2 separate regions of the Homo sapiens genome follow, and region 2 is linked to region 1. Evidence: chromatin contacts called from ENCODE Hi-C data. All regions are on one chromosome and are shown on one strand. Each heading gives the region's core, a stretch centred on a gene start or an enhancer-like site at or near the end of the contact. The rest is flanking DNA. Distances are from core to core; before and after follow the strand shown.

What was found. A loop is a pair of places that touch in the nucleus more often than their neighbours do. Pooled maps may share reads with other maps.
Region 2: a pooled map shows a loop between it and region 1 (11-fold over the local background). The contact joins the enhancer-like site here to the promoter of LIN7C in region 1. A Hi-C loop is called at or near these places in 1 of 168 maps with a recorded cell type or tissue (GM12878), 1 of 37 single-sample maps with no recorded cell type and 3 of 50 pooled maps.

Annotation. Positions count from the first base shown.
Region 1 is chr11:27,504,076-27,508,043 of GRCh38, forward strand. LIN7C (lin-7 cell polarity scaffold C) reads right to left here and starts at 2,694. Exons shown (of 5, transcript NM_018362.4): 1 at 2,641-2,694. The coding sequence starts at 2,677. BDNF-AS (BDNF antisense RNA) reads left to right here and starts at 2,777. Exons shown (of 7, transcript NR_033315.1): 1 at 2,777-2,823. RefSeq lists enhancers at 2,255-3,454, 2,611-2,740, 2,811-3,100.
Region 2 is chr11:30,341,352-30,345,381 of GRCh38, forward strand. No RefSeq gene overlaps it. Among named protein-coding and RNA genes, the nearest start is that of ARL14EP, 20 kb to the left of the region's middle. RefSeq lists a silencer at 1,617-1,666. Within about 2 kb of position 1,485, at least 4 of the 41 ENCODE cell types and tissues checked have a DNase peak (open chromatin) inside an H3K27ac peak, as active enhancers do; they include GM12878, where a contact is called at or near this core.

The sequences.
Region 1 (3,968 bases), core at 1,444-3,943:
CCAAAGTGCTGGGATTACAGGCGTGAGCCACTGCGCCTGGCCAGAAAGCAGATTTTTAAATTTGAGGTAAAGAAAGCTTAAACTTAAAAAGTTAATCAAATGCAATGGAAGCAAATAGACCTTCACCATTCTGATTTCCCATCACCAGAATGACCGATACATGGGGACTGTTGGTTCATCAATTATTTTGATTTATAAAGTTATAATATATAAGCCATATAAAAATTTCCAGTGAAGAAAAAAATGGAAAAAAGTAAAATGCTTTTGACTAAATCTAAAATGTACCTACTATGTGCTCAAATTTGTGTTTCATTAAATCATAGTTTGATGATTTAGAAGGCACTCTAAATCATCATATGTGATCAGGCACTGTATTGTAATTGTACTGTAGGATTTTCTACTTTAGGATCGTTGGGAGTGTTTGTTAATAGAGTCTGTTAGAATTCTAAACAAGAATCAGAGGTGATGTAATCTGACTTTCTTACCCTGCTAAATGGCAACCACTAGTACAGCTGTCTTGGTAACAGTGGGGGATTCATTAGGACCTTCTTCAGATACCACAGATATCAAGATCTGCAGATGCTCAAGTCTCTGATATAAAATGATATAGTATTGGCATAAAACCTATGCATATCCCCCCTCTATACTTTAAATAATCTCTAGATTACTTACAATATCTGACGCTACGTAAACAGTTGTTATATCACATTGTTTAGGGAATAAGGACAAGAAAAAAATGTCTGTACATGTTCTATACAGACACGATTTTTTTCTGAGTATTTTCAATCTGCAGTTGGTTGAAATATGGAACCCATGGATATGGAGGGCTGACTGTAATTCATCCTACTAAGAGGTGGAGTCTTCTACTGAAGAACAGAAAAGAAATCTGTAACAGCAAAAAACAAAGCCAAGACTATCAAAACTAAATGCCACAGAAGTTCCACATTTTGTGTTGCATTTAAAAATACAAAGACCGGCCGGGTGCAGTGGCTCACGCCTGTAATCCTAGCACTTTGGGAAGCCGAGGCGGGCGGACTTCCTAAGCTCAAGAGTTCGAGACCAGCCTGGGCAACACGGTGAAACCCCGTCTCTACTAAAATACAAAAAACAGCCGGGTTTGGCGGCGTTCGCCTGCAGTCCCAGCTACTCGGGAGGCTGAGGCAGGAGAATTGCTTGAACCCGGGAGGCAGAGGTTGCAGTGAGCCGAGATCGCGCCACTGCACTCCAGCCTGGGCGACAGAGCAAGACTACGTCTCCAAACAGCAACAACAAAAACACAAAAGACCAATACGTTAGAATCTTAACTAGCTTTCAAAGAAAAAACTTACTCCTGTTAACACCAAACAGATTTGCTCCCATCTATAAAACACAGTGCCACTGTGCTCAAGAGGAAGATGTCAGAGACTTAGGCCTAACTCGGCAAGTCTTCCCAGAGTAGCTAGTCCTCTAAAATGATGCTTTAATAGGCTTAACGGAAACAATCTCATTTACAGTGAGGCTTCCAAATGGTGAACACGGTAAAGAGCAAATCAGCAACATTAAGTGCACATTTGTTTGTGGGAAGGCATTAGGAAAGAGGTTTTTCTAAGTACAGTAATTCTAAAAATGTGTTTTCTTAGGGAACAATAGTAATATTTAGACTAATTGCAAATGTTAATATGTGCAATATAATTTCAGTCTCCATCCTACATATACATTTTTTTTTACCACCAGTACTCAAAATGTTTATTTGTACTTCTCAATTCCTATCAATGATTTCTAATGCTGGTGTATGAAAAGCATGCTTGAAATTGTTTGAAATAAAGGACTTAGGGACAGAGTGGAATGCTGGAAATCTGTAAAAGGACTGGAAACGCTGGAATGCTGGAAATCATGGTAGGCGCATAGCCAGTTATTTTCGTAGGCTTCTCTATCTCTAATTACTCAGCAGAGGTGGTTTTATTTTCCTTGACAGTCTGCTCTAGGAAGCAATCAGCCAACCAGTTTGCAATTGTAGGGTTTGTAAGAAATGAAAAACACTGCACCTGCAAGTGTTTTAGCATCTACCACTATTCGGCTTACTTACGTAACCTCCTTCCCAAGACCAAGTCAGTAGGATTGTTTTTAAAGCAACCTCTCCATTTCTAGGAGGGGCACAAAAGCTAGCAAATACCCCAACCCGAATACAAGCGAGGTTGTGGAGAAAGTAATGAAGGAGTTTGTGTGCAAACAGCGGGGAAAGGAGGTTCTGTTGAATTGTACCGTGTGTCCGTTCTCGTGCTGTACAGGCAATGAGTGTAGTCTGTGCGAACCGGGTGTGTGACGTTTGCTTTTCGGGTGTACGGGTCTCCGAATGCTGCTTCTGCTGTGCTCACCAAGGGAGCGCGTGTGCGGCGTGTGTCTGCGAAGCGGGCAGGTTGTGTTTAGTTGTGCTGTGCCTTGGAACAGTCCGTGTGAACAGAGGAGGGCTTACGGTTAACAGACAAAATACCGTAAGCGCCCTTCCTAGAGCCAGGCACAGAGACAACGGCGGCCTCTGGCGCCGGCACAAGGGACAGCGTGGCCCGGATCTCAGAGCCTGGGTCACTCCTCCTCCCCTCCAGCGACACAGCACTCCCCCAACCCTTCCGCCCACCTCCGCCGAGCCTCGGCTGCACTCACCTCTCTCCAGCCGCACGGGTTCCCCTAGCGCCGCCATCTTCTCCCTTAACCTACAGACCCACAGGAAATGACGACAGAAGGGCTGAGGTGGGGGGGCGGGGCCTAGGGGAAGCCGGAAAAGTGAGTACCGGCTAGTATCGCGAGATCAGGAAGGTGGCCGAGTGTGTCGCCGCGGCCATCAGGGTAAGGGTACCTGGACTTGCGGCTTTTTAGGTCGGCCTGGCTCCGCTCCTTCCGCGGTGACGAGGTCCCCCGGCCTCCTAGGGTTGGGAAGAGCTGCTTTCCTGACTCTCGTTCCCTGCCTCAGGCTTCCCTTATCCCAATCGCTTCGAACCCTTGGCTCAGCGTAGAGGAGTCAAGCCTGGATTCTAGTCCCACCTTGCCCATTAGCAGCTCTGTGACCTGGGACTGTTCACTTACCCTCTCTCAGCCTCAGTTTCCGCATCTGTACAACGAGAGGTCCTATCTCTTAGGTCCTTACAATTTTTAAACTCTGGGATTCGGTGGCAATTAAATGTGTAATGACATGTTGTCAGTTCTCAATTTGTGACAGCATTGCTTTAAATTTAAAAATCCACGGCTTGAATCTTCCCTCCAAATCTGTTAAGGGGTGGAAAGTACAAAGAGCATGAAACATATCTGGGTGAGGGAGAGAACAAGGTGCTTTGGTGCACCACAAAGTAACAATTTTATAAGCAGCTGATTCTTATAAAATCTTAAGTAAATGAAATATTGTGAAGCAAATAATATTCTTAATGCATTACAGATTTTTGAGCCACTTCTGAAATTTTCGCGAACCAAGAAGAATTTTAGTACTTGGATTTGACTAACATTTATCCAAGCCCTTAGTCTGTACTGATACTGTGGTAGGTGTGTTTACATCCAGCATTTCAACACTTCATGATGGGACTGTTTTAATAACCTGTTTGCCCCTGGTCCACCCTTTCCATTCACCTTTAGTATTTTCTTCTCCAAATCCATCATGGATGCCACCACTATGCTCCTTTTTCTCCCCTTGAATTCTGATTTCATCATCACAAGTTCTGTTCAGAAACTTTCAATGGTTTCTCTCCTGTTTCCTATTTCTAAAGCCTTGCATACTCTGACCCTAACTCATCCAACTAACTTCATTTCTCATTACCACTAAGTGCAACCACCACTTCAGTCCAGATAGTATAGTTTCAACCATATTTATTCCTGATTCCAAGTCTTTTTGTTTGTTTTAGAGACAGAGTTTCTCTCTGTTGTCCAGACTGGAGTGCAGTGGTGCAATCACAGCTCAAGAGAGCCTCCTGTCTCAGTCTTGCCAGTAGCGAGGACTACAGGCA
Region 2 (4,030 bases), core at 235-2,734, 2.8 Mb after region 1:
GGCAGATCATGAGGTCAGGAGTTCGAGACCAGCCTGGCCAACATAGTGAAACCCCCGTCTCTACTAAAAATGCAAAAATTAGCTGGGCATGGTGGGGCACACCTGTAGTCCCAGCTACTCGGGAGGCTGAGGCATGAGAATAGCTTGAACCCGAGGGGCGGATGTTGTGGTGAGCCGAGATCGCACCACCACACTCCATCCTGGACGCAGAGCAAGACTCTTACCTTAAAAAAAAAAAAAAAAAAAAAAAATGTTACCATAATCTACCTATCCTATCTTAGGTTTTGAAGCCTAAGATACGTTTTATAATAAATAGACTTATTAAAACTAATGTTTGCAAACATTGCTAAACTTAACAAATTGGCTAAGTTTCCCTTTGTTAACAAGCAATCAGTTACGCTGAAGAATTTGAAAAATGCAAATTAAATTGTTTTTTGTTATATTCTGACACCCCAAATTTATTATTTGGTCTTGAAGGTAATTGAAAATTAAATTGGTTATTTTGTCACATAAGATAAAGTAACCAATAGTAGCAGTACTGGTACCATGTAAATGGAGACTACAAGATTCTGGATAAAATACAAATTGAATTTTGGCATTAAGAGAGGTATTCAGGATTGCTTAGTGAATTGTGGTATATTGAGGTTTTTTAAAAATGCTAGCAAGCATCTAGCCATTTATGACTTAGTGAATGAGACTATGCAATGAAAATTTCTGCATAAAATACAGGCCCTACAGTTTGGTGTATGAAAATAAATTTATTATTCCAAAATAGCTCCTGACCTCTCTAAATTGGATGATAGACTTTCCTATAGAAAATGTTGAAAAAGAAACATTTTCTAATTTTTTCAGTAAAAGTTTCCATCTCATCCCCAAAAGCTGTAATTGAAAAAACATGCTTATTTTTTTCCTTGTGTCTTTTAAAGAACTACACATAGATTTTAGGGTCAGTGCTCAACTACAAATTCTTGGCAAACAAAGCCTCACACTGTGTGACATACCGACAACCCATGTTGAGAGGCTCCTTACACCTCTTGATGGGTGGGTGGATGGATGGATGGATGGATGGATGGATGGGTGGATGGGTGGATGGGTGTATGGGTGGATGGATGGATAGATCAATATATCAATTGACAGGCAGGCAGGCAGACACATCCAGTTGGTTCCCTTTCTCTGGAAAACCCTGACTAATACAGTAACCTAATTTGTTTCTATTTCAACTTGGTTCTCAGGTCCTGGCTCTAAAAATCAAATAAATTATAAACTATTAGATTGTTTGCTGTATCTGGCCTTAGATGAGTCAATAAAATATATAGTCAGTCATTTTTTACTCCTTTCTCTTGTTCATATTATCAAGTCCATTTGGTCACTGCTTGGAAAATTCTTGAATCTGCTTTGGGTTTTTGTTTTTATTTTTGTTTCCACGTCAGTTAAAGTCTGGTAGTGTTTTGCATGCCCAGTATCACTTCCCCTTCTGGAATTAGCACTCTGCAGTTGGCCTTTGAGAAACCACCCTTGTAGTCAGCCCATGTGGTTCAGATACAGTTGGCCTTACTTTGTGGTTGTAGGGTGGGTTTATCACAAGTCCTGGCCTTTGAGAATGTAGCATCTCACTAGCCTTAATGAATGTTAGAAGGGTGGATGTATGACTAGCCAGGTCAATCAAAGCCAATCAACTTCAGGCTTACTGAGACTAGAGAAGAAGTGATGCTTTTTTTCAATGAGGGTTGCTAAGTTTACAGGTTTAAGACCAGGCCTACTGGTGGCTAATCTTGGCACTAAGTGAGAATCTGCCTTAGAATGTAAACAACATACGTGAAAGTGGAAGCCAGAGACCAAGATAGATAGAATTTGGGTATCTCGATCCAGTTATGTCTGAAGTCAAACCTGGAATTTTCAGTTATGTGAGTCAATAATTTTGTCTTTTTGCACGATTGACCATTAAGTGAATACAAGGTAATGACTAGATGGAAAGTTAGCTCTACTCATTTGAGGATAAAAGATCAAGGGTAGAATGGCCTGTTTGAAACTCATGCCCTTGGGAACTTTTATCTTCTTTTTTTTTTTTTTTTTTTTTTTTTGAGACAGTCTCGCTCTGTCGCCCAGGCTGGAGTGCAGTGGTGCGATCTCGGCTCACTGCAAGCTCCGCCTCCCGGGTTCACACCATTCTCCTGCCTCAGCCTCCCAAGTAGCTGGGACTACAGGCGCCCAGCACCACGCCCGGCTAATTTTTGTATTTTTAGTAGAGACAGGGTTTCACCGTGTTAACCAGGATGATCTCGATCTCCTGACCTTGTGATCTGCCCACCTCAGCCTCCCATAGTGCTGGGATTATAGGCGTGAGCCACTGCACCCGGCCAGGAACTTTTATATCTTTTAAGGAGAGCAAACAGCTGTGACTTACCCCCACATCTTCAATCCTGCCCTGCAAAATCTTCTCATACCATTCTCATGGACCTTAACCTCCTTTAGACAAATGTAGCATGGCCTATGGTAATTTACCATGAGGGTCTGACATTCTGTAATAACAATAAGGCACTTGTAATTAAGTTACCAATTTAGGGTATTTGTATTGGTGTTACTTGCTTTTAAAGTGCTTAGCATGTTTGAAAATTGGAACTTGGACTTCTCACCCTCCAGAACTGTAAGAATTAAATTTCTGTTGTTCATAAGCTAAACAGAGAATACTTGGATAATTTTCTCTGTCATCCTATGTTTCATAGCTAGAACTCAATCCTAGGTCAAATGAATATAAATTTTTAATAGCTGTATCTGAATTAAATAACTTGTCAGGCAGTTAAAGGCATATCATTGACTTAAATTTGTGGTTTATAACACTGCTAGCAAAATGAAGTTAAAGCATCAACAGCTCCTGTTCTTCTTCCCTTTTACCCTTACAGGACTCTCAGTTCTGTGGTGTGAAAGAGGGGAAGGTGAAACTGGTTCCTGCCAAACAAAAGGGAACTCAGCACACACCTCAACATTTTCTATATGTCATTTCCAGAAATAATGATGCCAAAAAAAAAATCAAATGCATAATGACTTTCTGATACTTGACAGTGTATTTTATAAAGCTGGATATTCTTAATCATTTGTGATACAGGGATATTTAAATGCTTTCATCTTTTTTGATATTTTAGTGTATTGACATTTTTTAACTTTTTTTCAGTTGAAATTACATAAAAATATAGAGTATATTTGGTTAGACGTTCATAGGTTCACCTATTTCTGAGGTTCCTGCTTCAAAACATCTTTATGGTGATATCGACTTTCTTGAAAAAATACACAGTTCTAAAATTGGATAAATTTAGAGAAATAATTTGGTTTGCTAAACCTTGGCTATTAGCCAAAATTTGGGTGAAAATAAAGTAGGACACTTTAGAAAATGAAATTGTTTTTATACTTTATATGTTAGTCCTTTTAGGCTGCTATAATGAAATGTCATAGACTGGATAGCATACAATCCACAGGAATTTGTTCCCCACAGCTCTGGAGGCTGGGAAGTCCAAGATCAAGATGCCACCAAATTCAGTGTCTAGTGAGGGCACTTCCTGGTTCATAAACAATGTCTCTTTGCTATAAACCTCTCACAGTGGGAGGGGCAGGAGATCTTTCGGGAGCCTCTTTTATAAAGGCACTAATCCCATTCATGAAGGCTCTGTCACCATAAGCTAATCATCTCCCAAAGACCCCACCTCCTAATACCATCACTGTTGGCGTGAGGATTTCAATATATGAATTTTGGGGGAACAAACATTCAGACCCTAGCAGATATTACCACATTTCTTTATTCCACCTTTCCTAATAAGTGGCTATTTTTATCATTTCACAGATGAGGAAACTGAGAGCTAAAGAATTTAGATAACTTGCCTAGGGTCACATAGTTTATCAGTGGAAGAGAAGGGAATCTAAATAGATTGTTTGACGCCAAAGTTCCAATGCTGGTGGATATTTTTCTATTCTTCTTTGACCATTCATCTTATACATGTGAAATTCTTTCTGTTCAGGATTCATTGAAGCTATGTGATTC